Linked DNA regions of Homo sapiens: region 2 is linked to region 1. Evidence: read pairs that join two places in POLR2A ChIA-PET (ENCODE). Cell type or tissue: Caco-2. All regions are shown on one strand. Links, peaks and the distances in the headings refer to the core of each region. The heading gives the core; the rest is flanking DNA. Region 1 overlaps LMX1B (LIM homeobox transcription factor 1 beta). Region 2 overlaps LMX1B (LIM homeobox transcription factor 1 beta).

Region 1 (9,652 bases), core at 492-8,491:
CTTGGCTTGAGCTAACTTTGAGGGACTCTTCCATTTTCTCCCTCCTGTCCCCAAGGGAAAGCAGAGAAGGAGGCTCACTCATGCCTTGGCCCAGAGCCTTGCCTTGGTGCTGGGAGCCCTGCTTGGTCAGGGTGGGAGGGGCTCTTCCCCCACCAGCCCTGGCCTCTGAGCCTGCTCCCCTTCTTTCCCCAGAGCTGGAGCAGGGCTGTCAACCTCAGCAGTCCCAGGCCTCCCTGGCCTGATTTCCAGGGCCTGGCCTTCTGCGTGGCCTCCAGTGACCACAGTTGAGTGCAGCAGGGCCACACTCACAGGGACCTTGGGCTGCTTTAGGATATCCCAGCTAAAGGGCTCTTCAGGATCCCAGTAGAAATGGGAAAACCAAGGTCCAAGTGCAGCTAGGACTTGTCCTGTTGTAGCAGAGCAGAGGCGGAAATCCCAAGCTGCACGCTACCAGGCTTGGGGGCTGTGTGGCAACTCCACAGTCCTTTTGAGAACCCTCTCCCAGACTCTGGCTTTAACACTGGCCTACTCTGTCTTCCCTGGGCCCAGGTCTCAGGGATGGGAAGGTTCTTCAATCCCAGCTCTTTAAGAAGGGGTGACAGGTGGACCTGGACAATGAAATGATTTTGAGAGTTTTCTGGATAACACGGGGCCACGTGGCTTGGGAATGCGGTCTACTAAACTGGGACCTTGGGGGACAAAAGCCAGGTGAGGACAGTGCCACATCCCACCATCTTTCTTGTCTCTGACTCCCGCATACCCTGGGCTTGGCCCTTCCTGTCTATAGTGGGTCATGGGGAGGCCAGAGGCCTGGCTGGGGACTCAGAGGGCCAGTGGGCTGCTAGGACCTCTCAAGACTCCATCTCCCAGGGTCCCTGCCTCAGGGGAGCAGCCGGCTGGGTCATCTGTGCACAGAAGACACATCTGTCCTCCACATGTTGCAGGCCGAGCAGAGGACATGTGGTTTGGGTCGTGTTATCTTAATCATATTTATTAGCCAATCCTGGGGGAAAAAAGAGTTTGATATTGTTATGATTCGGAAAAGGTCCCCAAATCTACAAGGCGACAGATCAGGAGAGGCCGCCAGCAACAGCCAGGTCTCAGCTGGGTTCAGGACATGGCTTTGGAAGTTCTTTGGGTTGTCTTAGAGCGATGGAATCTCTACGCTGCGAAACAACACTTAACCGCTTTCATTTTCCCAGAGATCTGAAGCGAAATTAATTACCCCGCCTTGACTGATAGTTGTTCTGTTGGAGTATGGTTCTAATCCTTATTAACATTCTCTAAAGTCAGGCATGAAATATGACTTTTATACCACACTCTTTGGCATATGTTTTTCTTTTCCAGGAGATTTTTCAGGCTATCTCTAAGCCTCACTGCTGTTCATTATTTTTGCCATAGGTCTAAAGTTGCCATCCCCAAAGCTAGTCCCGCACAGAGCACAGCCAAGCGGGGAGGGGGGTGTGGGAGGAATGACACATCTCTGCTTGCGACGCAAATTGCTTCTGATTATTGAGCTTTGAATATTTTTCTCCATCGTGTTTTTATTAAAAACTCCAGCATATTTACGCTTGATGGTGTCTTCAATTAGATTAAAAAAAAAAAAAGCAGGGGTTCCCCTTTCTATAGCAGTATGTAAGGAAAATAGTTATGACCACAAAATTACCATCCAAACCTGGTTCTAGTAAAGCCAGTCCTGCTTTGACAAGCCCAGCAGGCTGGGTGCTTTTTTTCTAAGCGTTCCAGCTGCTAGGGAAACAGACCAGAGAGGAAGCCCACAGAAGCCTCCATTCTGCACGGTACTTGGGGCACCTCTCAGGACCTAACACTTCCCAAGTTTGTGAGCCGCAGAAGGAAGCCCAGCTGCTTGGGGCTTTCTGACGGGCCGGGCAGACCTGGAGCATGCACGACAGCAGCAGCAATAATAACGCCAGCTGATGCTTGTTTAGCACTTGTGGTCCATCAGGCACTGCTCTCAGCACTTTCCATTCTTTAATGACACTACGACATGGCTTCCATTATTATTTGCATTTTCAGGTAAGACAACCGAGGCACAGAGAAGTTAAGTAACTTGCCCAAGGTCACACAGCTAGTAAATGGAACCCAGGCATTGTGTCACGAGAAAACTTTCAGCAGCCTTTTGGGAGGGTGGAGTCTGGCCTCTGGCTGGGGTTGGTGCCCCGATGGTGGGCTGGTACTGCAACCCAATGTTGTTTGTTGAAGAAATGGCTCCTAATGAATGGCCAGTGTTCATTTTATGCTGCTTGTGGTAAAGCTTTGATGGGGATTCACTCACTGAATCTTCTTACTGCTCTGGGGGCAGGTTTTATTAATATTATTTCCCATTTTGCCAACATCAAAGCTTGACTTGGGTGCAGTGATTTCCCCAAGGTGGCAAGCTGATGATTGCCAGCTTCAGATGGCACCCTAGATCTTGATGAGACTTCCTAAAAGCACTGTGGTTGGCCGGGTGTGGTGGCTCATGCCTGTAATCCCAGCACTTTGGGAGACCAAGGCGGGTGGATCATGAGGTCAGGAGATCGAGACCATCCTGGTTAACACGGTGAAACCCCGTCTCCACTAAAAATACAAAAAAATTAGCTGGGCGTCATGGCAGGCACCTGTGACCTACTCGGGAGTAGCTCCCAGCTACTCGGGAGGCTGAGGCAGGAGAATGGCGTGAACCCGGGAGACGGAGCTTGCAGTGAGCCGAGATTGCGCCACTGCACTCCAGCCTGGGCGACAGAGCAAGACTCCGTCTCAAAAAAAAAAAAAAAAAAAGCACTATTGTTTGCCTGGGTTTCCAGGTGACAGAATTGGGGCTCAGAGGGGTGAAGCCACACACCTAGGGCCACACAGCCAGTGGGGGGCTATGCAGCACAGAGTCAGCATCTGCGGGTGCCACAACCTGCCCTTGGAACCACTTCTCAGCTCCCGGGAACCCAGGCTTGGGGGAGCACCTGCACTGAGCCTTCTCAGTGGGTCTGACTTGGCCTGAACAACTCTCCTGGCAGTAGGCAGGGCACATTTCATCACTGGGGGGGAGGGTTGTTATCTGTGACCTGTCTGGTGCCAAACAGGCATGGCGTCATCCCTTCCAAACCCCATTTTACAGGGGAGGAAATTAAAGCACAGAGAACCTAAGTGTCTTGCCCTAGGTCACACAGCTAGTTAGCAGCTGATGGGAATCACACTCAGGTGGCCTGTCTTTGGGGCGGTGCCTCTCAGAGAGAGGCTCTGAATCATCATCTTCGTCCTCAGTGTTGTCAGCTTTATGCATGACCACCCCTGAGTGCCTTCTGAGTACTTTGCAAATATATAGTGAAAGCAGCGAGATTCAGAGAGGGAAGGTGATTTTCCAAGGATTACACCACAGGGTGGGGCCGGCCAGGGTCTGCCCTCCTGCCCAGGATAGTGGAAGTCCATGCCATGGATGGGAGCGTGGCCAGCCCTCACAGGGCCACCTTTACCCCTGCAGTGCCTTCCTGGCTCCGGGCTGCCGGTGCAGCAATTCAGGGCAGGCGTTGTCTGGCCTTTGAAGGGACGGCTGTCTGAGTGTGTCACTTTGAACTGCAAAGGGGCCTGTGGTGAGGGCTCGGCCCCCTCCCACGTGCCCCCGCCTGCCCACCCCTCCAGCTCTGGTTCTAGTCGGCAGGCCTGGAGCCAAAGGGGCGGGCAGGGCAGTGGCCCCCCTGTGGGATGTCAGCCTGATAAGTGAGCAGCGACAGACCCCTGGAGGAGGATGGAGCTGGCCGCCCACTGGTTGGGCTGTCCCACGTGGCAAGAGTTCAGGCCAGTCCCCGAGGTGCCATCCTCCCACAGACATGCCCTTACGGCTGCAGAGAAACATCTGCCTGAACGTCAAAAGATTTAAATTAAAATAACAGTAATGATAGTAATAATAATGATTTGTAAAAGGAAACATCTTGCCTTGGGGCACAGGGAGCATCAGGGACTCAACCCTGTGTTCTGCTTGGGGAGTGCTCGTGGCAGGAGGTCAGGAAGAAGAGGTATTAGGTAAGAGACCTAATGCCTATTAGGTCTGGGCTGCTGATTCCCAGGAGTCCAGCTGGGGGCCTTTTGAGTTGCTCAGCTTCCTGGCTCAGCTCGGCCGGCCGGGATGGGGCAGGCCTATCCTGCCCACAGAGAGCTCCCAGGCTAAGTGGGTGGGTGGGGTGAGGTGGGGATAGGGGCGAGGGCAGAGCTGAGCAGAAATGAGGCCAGCACAGTCCCTGTGCCTGCAGTTATTGGCTCTTGGATTTTGTGACCCCAGAACTGATTCCTTGAGAGGCCGAGAACTTAACCAGATTTTTCACCAGTGCTTTGGAACCTCAGGTTTTACCACTTCCCGCTGTGTGACCTTAGGTTAGAGGCTTTAAATTCCCTGTGCCTCAGTTTCTTCAAAGTTTACTAAGGACCAGACCCCTGCCTCCGGGTAAGGATGATTCAGAGGGAGCAGATGCCATTCCTCTTTAGGTGAGTGGTTCCTGCCGATTTTGTTACTGATGCTCCCACAGTCCTTTGTGCTGGGCCTCAAAGGGGGCCACCTTTGACCATATGTATTGGGTCTTAGCTAGAAAAGGGAACGGTAGGTGCGCAGTTCGTACTGAAAGAAAGTATAAGGGTCTAGAGCTGGGCTGGACTCTGGGCTTGGCCTCTTTCTAGCTGTGTGACCTTTGACAAATTCCTTAGCTTCTCAGAGCCTCCACTCTCTCGCAAGCAAAATGCACGTAAAGAACCTACCTTCCAGGTTGTGGGGAGAGCGAGATGAGATGCTGTGTTCAAAGAGCCATACCAGTCCATGGGAGCCGTTTTTCTTAGAGGGAAGAGTTGTGGGCAGGGGCCTCGTTAGTCACACAAGAAGGCAGCAAGAGTGTGTGCCAGCTTACGCCAGGCAGGTGCCCGTGAGATGGGAGGCTGCAGCTTGGGAGGATTTGGGGAGGGCATTCCAGGAGGGGGCCCTGGCAGCAGGAATATTGGGGGTTAAATGGGTGGGCTGGGACAGTGAGTCTGGCGGAGGGGCTGCCGAGGGGCTGCTGGGACTGGAGGCTGCAGAGCAGGGCAGGAGCCTGTGGCTGTGCTCGGGCGTTTGGATTTTATCCTGTGGGCAGGAGGGAGCTATTGAAGGTTATTGGACAGGGGAGTGACAGGAACTGGAGAGGCACTTTATGGAGCTGATGCTGGCAACATGTGCCTGGGATTAGACCGGCGGGAGGAGGCTATTGCCACCTTGGAGGTGAGGGTAGTTGCGGGAACCAGAGAGGGAACAGGGCACAGGGAGGGTCACAGAGGCCTGGGGCTTGGAGCTGGGGTGGCTGGAACCCCAGGTACTCAGCTGCCTGGCTAAGGCCTTGAGGTCCTGAGCACTCTGGGCTGGTCCCAGCAGGGGTGACCCACTTAGCTGGGTCCCTGGAAGAGCCGGCTTGACCTGTGCAGCCCCACTGGGCCCCACACCCAGAAGGGCCCTTAGCTTGGTTTAATGCTCCTGCTGTCACACTCTTGAGATTCTTAACTTTTGAACAAGTGGCTCTGCCCCTGCCTTTTCATTCTGTGCTGAGCCCCGCAGGCGAGCCCCCAGCTCACCTGCCATTCCCACATGTCCCAGACACTTGCCCACATCAAGGTCTTACTCAGGCTGTGGTGGTTGCCCAGGAGGCGTCCCCTGGCCTCCATCATCCTTTCTTCTTCTGGAAAACTCTCCCTACTCCCAAGGCCTGGCACAAGAGTCACCGGTTTCATGGAGTCTCTCTGGCTCTGAGCCCCACCCCCGTCCTCCAGGCTTGGATCTGTCCTGTAGCACTTGCTAGAGGTGCAGAATCCTAGATCTGTGAGGGAACTCGAACTCTCGAGGTGAAGCCCATGAGTCTACATTTCCAGATGGCCCCTGGGGGAAGCCTTGCCTGCTGAGGTATGACAACCTCTGCCCAGGGTACCTCCAAGCCTGGCACAGGGCCTGGTACTTGGTAGGTGCATCCGTGTGTCATGTCATTGTGAAGGAATGAATGAACGGTGCTTACCTGTCCATCTGGATGGATGAAGCTCCCTGGGCCTAGCTCATTGCCTGGCATGGGTGGGTGGGTTGCAGCAAGTCTCCACAGGACAACTGGGAGGACACCTGGCCAATCCTGGGGACTGGCTGGGGCAGGGTTCTTCTTCTTCCTGAAACCTCGGGACATGGGGGCCAGGCTGGGGGATGGAAGGGCAAAATTAGTACCCTCCGGGAGATGGGAAGTGGGCAGAGGCCACGGAGTCCACCAGCACATCCTCCCTGTAGCTGTCCCCTCCTCCGAAAGGACTACCCACTCCTGACATGGTTATACAGCACGCACATAATTATACAGCATGATGGAAGAAGAGAATTTGATTGTTATTTCCAGAGCCTTTACCCTGTGCAGCCACTGATTTAAGGATCACATTATTTCATTCAACCGTAAGCCTCATAGTCTGTGAGGCAGAGCCTGTTATTATCCCCATTTCAGCGATATGGAGACTGAGGCACAGAAAGGGGTAGTCGGCAGTCCAAATTCACACAGCTTTGTGTGACCCCTCTGCCAGTTGGCCTCCGAGATGCCTCATTCCCCCTGTGCCTCCCGCTTTTGATGCCTCGGGGATACACCTGGCACAGTATGTACTCAGCGAATGTTTGGGGAAGGCAGGAGGGAGGGAAGAAGGAAGCCCAGCTCACTCATCCAACCGGAAGGACCCCTGCTCCAGGCAGGACTGGAATAACGCCAGGACTCCAAATGAGCAAGATAGTCCCAGCCTGGCCTGCCTGGGATAAGGAGCGGGCAGGGAAACCCAGAGGAGAAGCACTGACTTTGGCAGGATGGGGCATGTGAGGGCACCTGGAAGGCACTGTGGTGAAGCCCGGGACTGGAAAGCCTTCTTGCCCAGCAGTGACGGGGTCGCCATGGAGAGGCCTCACCGGGCAGGTCTCTGAAGCCAGCGTCAGTTTCATACAGGCATTCCAGAAATACATGTGGAACTTCCTCCCTCCACGCCCTGTGTGGGTATCAGGGAGGCATGGGGAAGAAAACGCTCCAGGTCCTGCCCTCGGCTGCCACCATGGTGCTGAACAGGGTGAGTCTAGCCAAGGAGATGCCAGGAGCAGACCCGGTGCACAGTAGGTGTTCAGGGACTGTCCCCATGGAGATTTTCAGTTACCCACCTCCTGCATTAGCCTCTGGTGCCAGGTTCTGCACACCCCCCCCACAATGCCACATCCATGAGCCACTGTCTTGAGTCCTTTGACCTCTCTGAGCCTGAAGTTAGTCATCTATAAAATGGGTACAGCTATTCCTACTGTCCAGGTTGTTGTAGGGATTAATTTTGTAGCGATTAATCCAGGGGAGGGCCCCGCTGCGAGTGTACCTGGAAGAAGGGGTGCTGCCTGGAGAGGTGGGAGAGCTTTTACCAGGCAGGTGACATTTGGAGTCACGAAAGGGGAGGAGGAGGGCTTTGCAGGTGTGGGGTACAGTGTGGGCCAAAGCCCAGAGACATGGAAGCCTGTGGCCTGTTAGAAGCACAGGGCTCCCCGCTCCTTCCCCTCTCCTCTCTGCCCCTGGCTGTCCTCTCACCCTCAAGCCGGTGCCAGTGTGGCTCTGCAGATTTGCTTCTAAGCCCTAGCACCCGCTGCATGCCAGCCAGGCACAAGCGCCATATGAAGCCTGCTGATGGCCTGGGAGACAGGTGTTACTGTCATTCCCATTTCACAGATGAGGGGACTGACACCCAAAACCCAGAGGCCACTTACCCAGGGCCACACGGCTGGGGAGCTTCACCACCAGGTCTGACTCCAGCTCCTGCTCACCCTTCCCCCAGCCCTCCCACTCCTCTTCTAGTCAGCTACTTGCCCCCACTCGCTCATTGCCCACACAGGGAGCAGGCCCGGGGCTTACACAAAGGCAAGGGAGGTAGACGGCTAGGACTTGGAAGACTGAGAACAGCTACATAGAGGAGGCGGGCACGAGAAGCTTCTGCAAAACCAGTTGCAGTCGGAGGAGATGCTATGGCGAGGGCACTCCAGGCTGAGGGCACTGCCTGGGCAAAGGCATGGAGGCTGACAAGCCCAGCCACGCTGATGATTGATGTCACAGCACAGTCACACACATGACCTTTGAGATTCGGGGGAATAACTGTTTCGGAGGAGGCTGGCGGTCTCAACCTTGGTTCCATCATTTTCTGCCACTTACCCTGTTTTTTTCACCTGTAAAATTGTTATTCTAAAAACCCAAATCAGGGGTTCCAGCAAACGGGGAAATGATAGCTGCTAGATGATGATTAGCCAAGTCTCACAAAATTGCAGCTCAAGAAACTGGGGCTCTGAGAGGTTAAGTTCCTGCTCCGAGGCCACCCAGCTGAGGAGTGAGTTGTTTGGATTAGGGCCTGACTAAGTAGCACCAAGGACTGCACATCTTAGGTGCCATGAGCTGTGGCCTCTCAAAGGAAAGGAGGGGAGGGCCTGAGGCTTAACTGAACACTTGCAGGCTGAGCCAGAACCTGCCCTGTGGGCTGCCAGGCCTTCAGGGGTGTGCAGGGAGAGGCGTCCCACTCCCATGGCCCAGGGAGGAGCACTGGGGACGAGTGATGGGAGTGGCAGCCACTTCCTGCTAGAAGACAGCCCAGTGAGTTCCCTGGGTGTCCTTTACCCTGGAGCCCTCCCCTCTATGAGCCTTTTGGACCCAAGACTGCAGGCCCCACTCTCACTGAGGCTAGGACACCACAAGCAGCTTCCTCCCTTCCTCCTTTCTGATATTTGCTGAGGCTGCTGTGTGCCTTGTCCTGGGTACTAAAGACACAAGGCAGACACAGCCCTCCCCAGTGGCAGTAGCTTGTAAAGGCCCTGATGGAGAGAACACAGGGCATTGTGGTCCCAGAGGATAGGGCTCCTCACCCAGACTTAGGGGCTGGAAGAGGGCTTCCTGGAGGGAGAGCTGTTGAAGCTGAGAGCAGAGGAATTATCCAGGGAAAGAGGGCAGGAGAGCAGGTTTCAGGCAAAGATCAGCATGCACAAGGGCCTGGAGAGGTCAGGTCACAAAAGGTCTTGAAGTCTGTGCTAGAGAGTCTGGCCTTTACTCCAGGGCCCCTGGAAGCCATGAAAAGGTTCTAAGCAGGGGGGTGTCATGTCAGATTTGAGGTTACAACATGCACTCTGGCTGCTGTGTGGATTGCAAGGGGAGGTGGGGGGCCAGAAAAGAGAGTGGATGGAGGCTGTGGACACGGGGAAAGGGGCGCTACAAGGTAGTGTTCAAGTGTGTGCACCCTAGTGCACACGACTGCAAGTACACGTGTGCGTAGGTGTGTGTAGGGGGTGTCAGGGACTTGAGCTGAATGAGAGCCCCACCTTGTCCTCTAGGTCAGGGCTCACCCAGCATCCGGCACAGGGAATGGCCCATGGTAGAGACTCAGTGAATATGTGCAGTTCAGATCTCAGTGGGCACCAGGCGTCCGTGGCTGTGTGTGCGTGCATGCAGGCACATGTATGTGCGAGTGTGTCTCTAGAGATGTATGTGCACATGACAAGTGGTGAGGTGGCATCTCTCTGGCCATACTCCCTGGGTGGGACCCAGGAAGCCTTGGGCAAGAGGGTAGGCAGCGGTTGGCCTGGTCTGGACTGGCCCAGCCTGGCATAGGACACCTTGCACCCAGCCAG
Region 2 (9,516 bases), core at 1,517-9,516, 59 kb after region 1:
GGAGTGTGAAGTGTGAATTGTTCTGAGAACTCAAGGAAGAGCCACATAAACTGTAAAGGGCAGTGACGGGGTGTGGGAATGGCACCCTCAGAGGAGGGTAGGAGATCTTGACTCAGCAAGGGTAGTAAGCGGAGAGTTAGGGTGGTAAGTCCTGGAGAGTTGATAACAGTGATCATGATCACCGTTTATTGAGCCCAGCCCTGTAAGGCAGCCTCTGTCATCATCCCCATTGGACAGATGTGGACAGAGGCTCAAGAGAAGGGACTTGTGCAAGATTCCAGTGCTAGGAAGTGATAGGGCTGGGATTCCAAGCCCGGTGCATGCAGTCTGGACCTTAAGATCTGGGCATGAAGACCTGCTTGGAGAAGCTGGAGTGCTCCCAGGACATTAGGAAGCCAATGTTACTGGAGGTGAAAGAATCAGCCATACCCTGTGTGTCTCTGCAGCTGCCAGTGATTTAAGTCGAGACCATCCTGGCTAACACGGTGAAACCCCGTCTCTACTAAAAAATACAAAAAATTAGCCGGGCGTGGTGGCGGGTGCCTATAGTCCCAGCTACTCGGGAGGCTGAGGCAGGAGAACAGCGTGAACCCAGGAGGCGGAGCTTGCAGTGAGCCGAGATCATACCACTGCACTCCAGCCTGGGCAACAGAGTGAGACTCCATCTCAAAAAAAAAAAAAAAAAGAAATTAATCAGATTAGTAATCCATGTTCAAATGCTCCTGAAAAAATTGGCTTTCAGAGTTTTGTTTATTAGCCTTATGAGTTTAATAAATTGAGCATTAAACAAATAAACCCGTAAAAACTCAGAGGATATGGAGATATCTTCTCACAGCCTGGGACTCTTCAAAGGAGGGACATCCCTGAAAATGGAATTTCTTACTCCATAATATCAGATGATCCCCTGGAGGGGAAAAATGTGTTTGGAGGTAGGGGAGATGTGTATGGCCACCCCCACCTTCTGGAGGCCGGGCTGATGCTGAGTAATAAGAACTTGAGGTGAATCGGGCCCCAAGTCTCAGGAAGAGACAGACATGGGCATGGTGCCCAGGGCCCAGGGTAAGGGCAGCTTATGAGCAAAGGCACATGGAGATGCACAGAGCAGGGAGGGAGTATCTGGAGTATCTGGTGATGCTGCCGTGTGACCTTAAAAGAGTGACCTGGCCTCTGCACCTTTCTGTGCTCATCTGTAAAATGGGAATGGAAACAGCATCTTCCTTTGAGGGTTCTGTGAGGATTGAATGAGGTGATGCAGGCAGCTGATAACTGAGCATTATTAGTCCTCAGTAATGTTCTGAGACTGATAACGGAGCCAGGAGTGCTCTGTCCAGATCAGGCCAAACAAGCTAGAAGGGCTGGCCGGAACCCGGGGTGGTGGTGAGAAGGAGGCACAGTGGGGCCCTGTAAACCCAGTCAGCGTCAGGGAGGCTGCCCCCAGGAATCATGGAGACTCTAGCAAGGGTGAGCAACAAAGGCGTTTTGGGCACACACCGAACAAAAGAAATGTGGGGTACCTGGAGTACCTTCTTCATGCCAGCATGGTGCCGAGGGCTTTAAATGCATCCAGCCCCTGCCAACAACCCCATGGTCGGGGATGATCATTCCCTTTTTTTTTTTATTTTTTATATATTTTTTGAGACGGAGTCTCTCTCTGTCGCCCAGGCTGGAGTGCAGTGGTGCGGTCTTGGCTCACCACAATCTCCACCTCCCAGGTTCAAGTGATTCTCTTGCCTCAACCTCCGGAGTAGCTAGGATTACAGGTGTGTGCCACCATACCCGGCTAATTTTTTGTATTTTTAGTAGAGACGGGGTTTCACCATGTTGGCCAGGCTGGTTTTGAACTCCTAACCTTAAGTGATCCGCCCGCCTCAGCCTCCCAAAGTGCTGGGATCACAGGCGTGAGCCACCGCGCTGGCCTGATCATTCCCATTTTATAGATGAAGAATTTGAGGTTCAGAGAGGTCAAATGCCTTGCCTAAAGCTGCACAGCAAGGAAGTTATGGAGGTTGTGCCCGCCACACCTGCTGCTTTACACTGACAACTCGCTACATCTTCATGCTGAGATGCAGGCAGTGTTGTCCAGCCCATTGTATAGATAAGTGAGCTGAGGCTCGAGAAGAAAAATTACTTGCCCGGTCACCAGCTAGCAAGTGGTGGGACAAGGCATGGAACTCAAGTCCATGTGATTCCAATGCCACCTGTCTGTGGCTGGGCCTTCTTCTCAGTGGCTGGCTCCATAGTCCTCCGTGGTGGGAGGCACGAAGAGAGGGGGAATGGGGGCTCACAGAGAAGAGGGAACCCCGCTGGTATCCCCAACCCCTCCCATACACGCCATTAGTCGCTCTCACCCCAGCACAGTAGACAAAGGCAGCCCCATAATTGGGAGTGAGTATTTCATGCATCCCCCCCGATGTTTTATTGGGTGGAGAGATGCTTGGAGACCAAACGGATGGCGCATTCTGTTTATAAAGTGCGCGCAGTTTGTTTTATTTCCTGAGTTTTTGCAATCTAGATAACAGATGATACCCTGAGTGGCTGGCGCTGCCTCTGTAATGGCGGCACTGAGCCTTTGGAGAAGTATTAATAATAGATTGTGTTGATGAGTTTGGAGAAAGTAGCAATCGACCCCCTGCTGCCAAGGCATTAGCGCGGCTGTTCTGAGCACAGCCAGCACTGTGGCTTTGACTGCAAATGCAGGTCACCCGCCCTGCTGCCCCTTCCCCAGCCTAAGAAGGTTTCCTCTCCGGGAGTCACCCAAGGTGTGCTGACCCTGGCCTGGGACCCTGGGACCGTGGCGCTCCCACGCTAGCAGCGACACGGCCAGTGTCTGTCCACTCAGAGGCCGCAGAGGTCAGGCTGCAGACCTTAGTGTGGCCACTAGGTCAGGTGGAGTGTGGGGAGGGGACAGAGGGGCAGTAGGGGTTGGGGGAGGACCACCCTCCATGTCAGAGCACCGGGTTCTACAAACCCAGGCTCCTTCCTCAGCCCCTCGGGAGAGCTGGACAGCCAGCCAGATTCCTAGGGCCTCTGCCTAAAGCTGTCACTGACAGTTGGGTAGGTTGTGCCCTGAACAAGGGGATTCAGCCAGAGGGCCAAATTAGAGCCAAAATCCAGCCCACATTCCCCTTGCAGAGCCATGCCCTGCAGGCTGGTGGGGTCCAGCATGCCCAGAGCAGAGCCTGGCCTCAGCCTCAGCTCACCCCAGGCCTTTACTCACCTACTCTGTAAACACTCACGGAGGCCCCCTTGAGGATCAGATGGGGCCAGGTCCTGTCTCATGGAACCCTGGTAGAGGTGGTAGAGTTGGGCACCAACAGGGACATGCATTGTCATTCTGCTGTGATACCCGTGTACTGAGTTACATGCTCAGCATCCTCGAATCCTGACAACAGCCTTCAGGAAGGGCTTGACATCTCCATTTTACAGGAGTAAACTGAGGTGGGGGACGCTGAGGGGAGCATAGAGGAGGCTACCTCCCCCAGACTGGGGCATCAGAGAAGGCTTCCCAGAGGAGGTGGCATTGGAGTTGGGCATTGCAGGATGAGTAGGAGCCTGCTGGGTAGAATAGAGGTGGGTGGCAGGGGTTGCTGGGGGTGCCCCCTGCTGAGTGCTCTGGCCAGTGCCCAGGCAGCATGCAGAGCTCCAAGTGGCCCTGCCCACTTCGCCCCACCAGCTCGCCGTGGGCGGTTCTGACGGCAGCTCCAGGAAGGGAGGCAGGCGAGTGCCTCCCATTTATGGCCATTTCTGTTCCAGAACCGATTAGTAGAGAATTGCAGCTGTAATCTGTGCCCGTGATGGTGGGCCATAAAGAGGGATGGGATGTGCACAGCGCTCCCAAGGTGGCGCCCGCAGACATGGCCCGGGGACGCCGGGAATGAAAAATGGTTTTAATTCCCTCCCAGCAGCAATAATTTGATTCTTCATAAATTTTTCCATCAAAGTGTTGTTGAGCTGAGTTCCCACAGAGCAGGACACGTGACAGGGTGGGGGAGTGTCGGGAGGAGCGGTCAGCAGACACAGCAGAGGAGGGGCCGTGCTGCCCAGCCCTCCTGCTAGTGCTGACCAGGGCCCGGAGACCACCTCTCCCGGCCCTCGTTTGTCTGCAGAGATGATGGGAGATGGGAGATGGAATCACGTTGTCATGTGGAAGCTGGATTAGGCCCAGCCTGGGAGTTGCCTCCAGCATTTACTACCCATGCGACCCTGAGCAAGCAACTCTGCCTCTTAGCACCTCAATTTCCTCATCTCTAAAATGGGGTTAATGTTCATTCTTTTCTTGCAGGGTTGTTGCAAGGATTAAATGCGTCTCTGCATATAAGATGCTTAGAGCAGGGCTGGCACTCTATACGTGCTCAGTGAATATCTGTTCGTGATGGAGATGCGTAAGCTGAGACGGAGGGATGGGAAGGTGTTAGCCAAGCCAAAGGACAGAGAAAGATGGGTCGAAAGATGGCTGCCATGATAGTGCTCTGGAGAAACTGCAGGCTGTTCTTTGGGGCTGCAGCCTGGGGAAGCAGAGGGTAGAAAGGGAAGAGGCGGGATCATGAAGGGCCTTGAGTGCCAGCCTCAGGAGCTCGGATGGTCTCCTAAGGGCACTAGGGAGCCATGGAAGAGTCTGGAGCAGGGAAGCAGCTTGATCCGATTTGTATTTTAGAAAGATCCCCCTGGCTCCTGTGTGTGTGACGGTTCCTGTGTGGGCTGGGGTTTGAAGGATTGAAGGGGCCAGGAGCCCAGAGAGGGGACCAGGCAGTTGCTCGGGCAGGAGAGGAGGGGCCCAGGCTGGGCAGTGGGTTGGGCAGGGCTGGGAATTGCTTGGATGTGTTGGTGAGGGAGGATCAGAGGAGAGGCAGACCAGGGAGCTGAGGTAGAAAGGATCCTTTCCAGCCAGGGGCTGACCTGGCCCCCAAGGAAAGTTTGAGTGGACCCTCCACACTGCCCTCTTGTGGCCACCGTGTCTCTGAGCTGGAAGGGCCCTGAGCTGCCACGCCCGGGACAGGTGACTCTAGGCAGGATGCCAGCACCCACCCCAGGGCCACTGGGGGCCTGTAGGCAGAAGAATAGGGCTGCAGGGCCCTTCTGCTGTCTGACCTGGTGCCCAAGGAGGGCCTCTCCCTCCCACCTGGGCCTGAGGGTCAGGGTGGCAAGAGGGAGAGGCCCTCGGCAGGAGTGGCCTCTGGGAGGGACTTCTGAGCACCGCCAACACGCCCGCTTTGTGCATCCGCAGGCTCTTCGCGGCCAAGTGCAGCGGCTGCATGGAGAAGATCGCCCCCACCGAGTTCGTGATGCGGGCGCTGGAGTGCGTGTACCACCTGGGCTGCTTCTGCTGCTGCGTGTGTGAACGGCAGCTACGCAAGGGCGACGAATTCGTGCTCAAGGAGGGCCAGCTGCTGTGCAAGGGTGACTACGAGAAGGAGAAGGACCTGCTCAGCTCCGTGAGCCCCGACGAGTCCGACTCCGGTGAGGCCTGGCCTGAGCTGGGGGCAGGCCTCAGGGACGGGGGTTGCTGGGGTGTCCTGGAGGGGAGTCCCGGCTGGAGAAGCCACCTCCTGCTTCCAGGACCTGAGCTGCACACAGATGGTACATGCATATCCAGATGCACACGCGCACTGACGTGTCCACCTGTGTGCACATGATACGAACATGCATCCCCCCAGGCACACTACCCCTGAGACCTACGCATCCATACATATAAACATATGTGTGATCACATGTGTGCACACAAGCACATAAAATGCATGCAGGAATACCCCTACCCTGAGTATGGATACATGTACATGTATGTGGAGATATGTGTTCACATACCCGGGAATTCAAAAGCCACACCCAGGTCCACACACACAAGTGTACACACTTAAGCATACATACACATACACACATGACACAGCACACTTGTGCACTAAACACCGGTCCACATGGCTGCACATATATGTTTGTCCACATGCTCACATGTACTGTGGATTGTGCTTGTGTGCACACACACACCTCTTGTTCTCTGGCCCACCCCCCTTACCCTCTCTGCCTTGATGGCCCCCCACCAACCCGCAGCCCAGCTCCACAGGGGTCTTCACCAGCACCCAGTCCACAGGCTGGGGATGCCTGAGAGGCAGGGAGATGATGTGCCTTCCCCTTCTCAGCCCCCTGGAGCCTTCAGCAGTGAGAAGCAAACAGCCTCGAGCCAGCCTCTGTTTCCCAGCCGAAGGGAGGGGGCTGGGCCCTCTGTGCTGGAGGGAAAGACCCCATTTCCCAGGGTGAAGGACCCTCCCTCCTCTGCTCTAGCCCCCAAAAGGACGAGGCCAATTTGAAGGCCTCCTGGCAGACAGGGCAAGCCCAGCCAGGAGTGAGCCTTAAGGAGGGAAAGCCCAGGAGGTGGCTTTGGTCCTTGTTCTTCCTGGGAACAGTGGGGAAGGACTGGAGCAGGAGGCATGGAGAGGAGGTGTCCCGGTCTGCCAGGCCCCATGGGTAACCTGGAGCCCTCCGGCAACAGGATCTGCCACATGGGAAGGGTTTTCCATGGCCAGGGCCTGCGTGGAGGCAGTGAGCCCACCACCATCTGTCCCTACCCATCCCTGGGCAGGGCACTGCTGCAGCCAGCTCCATGGCTTCCAGCTGCCTGGACTCCTGAGGAAGAGCAGAGGCTGGCCAGCCCCAGCAGAGGGGGTCTCAGTGGGAGGAGATCACCCGCCTCATACTCCAAGAACAGGATTGAAGAAAGGAGACCAGCCTGGGGGGCAGCGGGAGGCCCAGTGGTGGCTGGGGAGGCTTGGCCATCCATCTGGGGCTGCTGGCATTTCTGAGACCCAAACCTGGGGCGGGGAAGTGCCATGTGTGCATGGTGGGTGTGGCTGTAGCACTGGGAGAATGCACATGCTTCCGCACGCTGTGTGTGTCTGTCCAGATGCATGCATGCCTGTACGTTCCTGCCCGTGAGCATGGGCCCATGTGTGTGAATACGCCTGTGAGTTGCACGCGTGAGGGCCTTTGTGAGCCCACGTGTATGTGGCAGCAGGTGAGTGTGCATCTTACGAGTGTGTGCGTGCATACGCTGTGGTCAGAAGCACTCTTGTGTGAATATCTGTGGTGTGTGTCTTTGCTTGCACACTTTCGTGTATGTCCACACAGCCATGTGCACAACCGTGCGTGCACCTGTCTGCCTGTTCCCCGAGTGGGCCTGCCTTCCTGAAAGTGTGTGCAGCCACATGTACGTGTGTGCATGCCTGTGCTGTGGTTGTCCGAGGCGCACCTGTGTGAGTTCCTGTGCAGGTGTGCCCTGCGGCCCAGGATGAGGGAGTGAGGCGTGTGTGCCGGGGAAGGGACTCGCAGGGTACAGCAGGCAGGAGACCAGGGCCCAGATGAGGTAGGGCCTGTGGGCCACGGGAGGGAAGGAGATCTTATCCTGGGCCACTGGGGAGCCACGGCAGGTGTCAACAGAGGGGACAGGCTCCCATCGGGCAGCAGGTTGCCGAAGGGGACAAGGCTGAGGCCTGGGCTGCCCCCGCCCCTTCATCACAGGCCGGGTTGTGTCCCCCACAGTGAAGAGCGAGGATGAAGATGGGGACATGAAGCCGGCCAAGGGGCAGGGCAGTCAGAGCAAGGGCAGCGGGGATGACGGGAAGGACCCGCGGAGGCCCAAGCGACCCCGGACCATCCTCACCACGCAGCAGCGAAGAGCCTTCAAGGCCTCCTTCGAGGTCTCGTCGAAGCCTTGCCGAAAGGTGAGGGGCGGCCGGGGGGCGGGGCTCAGGCTGATGCCCGCACACCCACTGCCTTTCTGGAGACCACCCCCTGCTCCTGCTGGGGGTAGGGACATCCCTCCATCCTCCATCTCTCCGCACATCCCATCATACCCCTAAACCCACCATCTCCCCGTTGCTGCCCCTGGAGGGCCTGACCTGTTCCCCTCTCTCTGAGCCAGGTCCGAGAGACACTGGCAGCTGAGACGGGCCTCAGTGTGCGCGTGGTCCAGGTCTGGTTTCAGAACCAAAGAGCAAAGGTAAGAGGCCACCCCCCATCCCCACTGGCCCCGGGTAGGGTGGGACTAGAGGGGGCAGCCAGAAGACTACGGTCCAGGGGGCGTGGGGCTGGCTGTGCCTGGGGGCGAGGGGCAGCACCGGCCTGAACTGCGCTCTCCCTGCAGATGAAGAAGCTGGCGCGGCGGCACCAGCAGCAGCAGGAGCAGCAGAACTCCCAGCGGCTGGGCCAGGGTGAGCCGGGGCCGGGGCAGGGCCTGGGCCAGGGTGAGCTGGGGCCGGGGCCAGGGGTGGGCCTAGGCCAGGGTGAGCTGGGGCAGAGGCTGGGGCTGGGTGAGCCTGGGCCAGGGCTGGGACCGGGGCTGCACCTGTCCCAGGGCTAGGGACAAAGGGGCCCGGGATGTTTCTTTTAACAAAACTTCTCAAAAGCCTTCCACCAAGGCCATCAGATCCCAGGGAACTTCTGCTTTAAAACCACTGAGACAGAGAAATAGAGAAGCCATGGGGACTAGGGGACCCAGGGAGGAGAGATGGCAGAGTGGCTGCCTGGAGGGTTGGCAGAATTTCTGCAATCAGAACAGCAACAGTCTACTCACACTCACTGCGTGCAGACACGGGTCTCAGCCTTCAGCACACCCCATCTCACCCTGTCCTCATAAATCACTGCAAGGGGGGGTATTGCCATGTCCCATTTCACAGATGAGGAAACTGAGGGACTGCCTGGGATCCCTCAGCCAGTAAGGCAAAGCTGGACCTCAGCCCCAAGCCTGGAGCTCAAGCCTGTACCTTTAACAGGATGACACTACCCCACTGCCGGAATTCTGCAGACAAAGCTTGTCAGGGCGTGAAGGGCCTGGGGAGTCGGGAGGGACTAGCTGCAGGGGCATGAGTCAGGCCCCCTCATCACTGGGCTTTACCAAAAATCGTGTTTCCACATCAGAATCTTGAGCCAGGGCTGGTCTCCTGGGCCTTCAAAGCCATGAGGGAGGAGCAGGGAGCTCCCTGGGACTGCTGAAGCAGGCGGGGGACAGAGCTGCCTGCGCCCTGGTGAGAGGGAGGCTTCTGGGCAGGTGCCAGGGCACCAATGGGCAGATACCAGGGCACTGGGGGCCAGGCCAGTGTCCCAGGCTGGACTTGGCTTCTAATGACACAGCCTTAGTGCCTGCTGCTTCCTCGCTTCCCCCTCTGCCCCTCCTGGGGCTGCAGTCACTGCCTCTGGTCTCCCAGCCATGTCCTGGGCTATGTCTCACCCCTCAGTGTTCCTAGCTGCTTCCTGGACACAGCCTCCCTGAGAAGGTCCCACAGTCCCCCCAGCTCATCCCAACCCATGCCGTATGCTCCATCCTGCCCACACGCACATGGCATGCCCTGCTCCTCCCCACCCTTCTCTGCAAATGGCACCACCATCCGCCCTGTCCGAGCCAGGAACCAGGAGTCACCTCTGACCTTCCCCATCCCACACTGCTGATCCACTGAGGTGCCAAGTTGGGGAGTGAAGTCTTCTCATGTCTCTCGCACCCTCCTAGGAGCTGTCTCTCCCACAGCCACC

What was found. Peaks named below come from ENCODE experiments on the same cell type or tissue, not always from the same donor. Only the 100,000 strongest peaks of a DNase experiment are listed, where the experiment ranks them.
Region 2: POLR2A ChIA-PET joins it to region 1 with 5 read pairs; 3 of 35 experiments call an interaction of 5 or more read pairs at or near these places.

What each region holds. Positions count from the first base shown.
Region 1 is chr9:126,627,400-126,637,051 of GRCh38, forward strand. The region is part of intron 2 of LMX1B (LIM homeobox transcription factor 1 beta); the gene reads left to right. Among named protein-coding and RNA genes, the nearest start is that of LMX1B, 18 kb to the left of the region's middle. RefSeq lists enhancers at 2,945-3,512, 3,513-4,080, 9,300-9,652. In Caco-2, for the core only: no CTCF peak of the experiment used is centred there; a DNase peak (open chromatin) is centred at 4,063.
Region 2 is chr9:126,685,612-126,695,127 of GRCh38, forward strand. It overlaps LMX1B (LIM homeobox transcription factor 1 beta), which reads left to right. Exons shown (of 8, transcript NM_001174147.2): 3 at 5,225-5,457; 4 at 7,531-7,712; 5 at 7,913-7,990; 6 at 8,135-8,201. Among named protein-coding and RNA genes, the nearest start is that of LMX1B, 76 kb to the left of the region's middle. RefSeq lists enhancers at 2,270-3,152, 8,684-9,454. In Caco-2, for the core only: a CTCF peak has its summit at 4,956 (motif pointing left); a DNase peak (open chromatin) is centred at 4,940.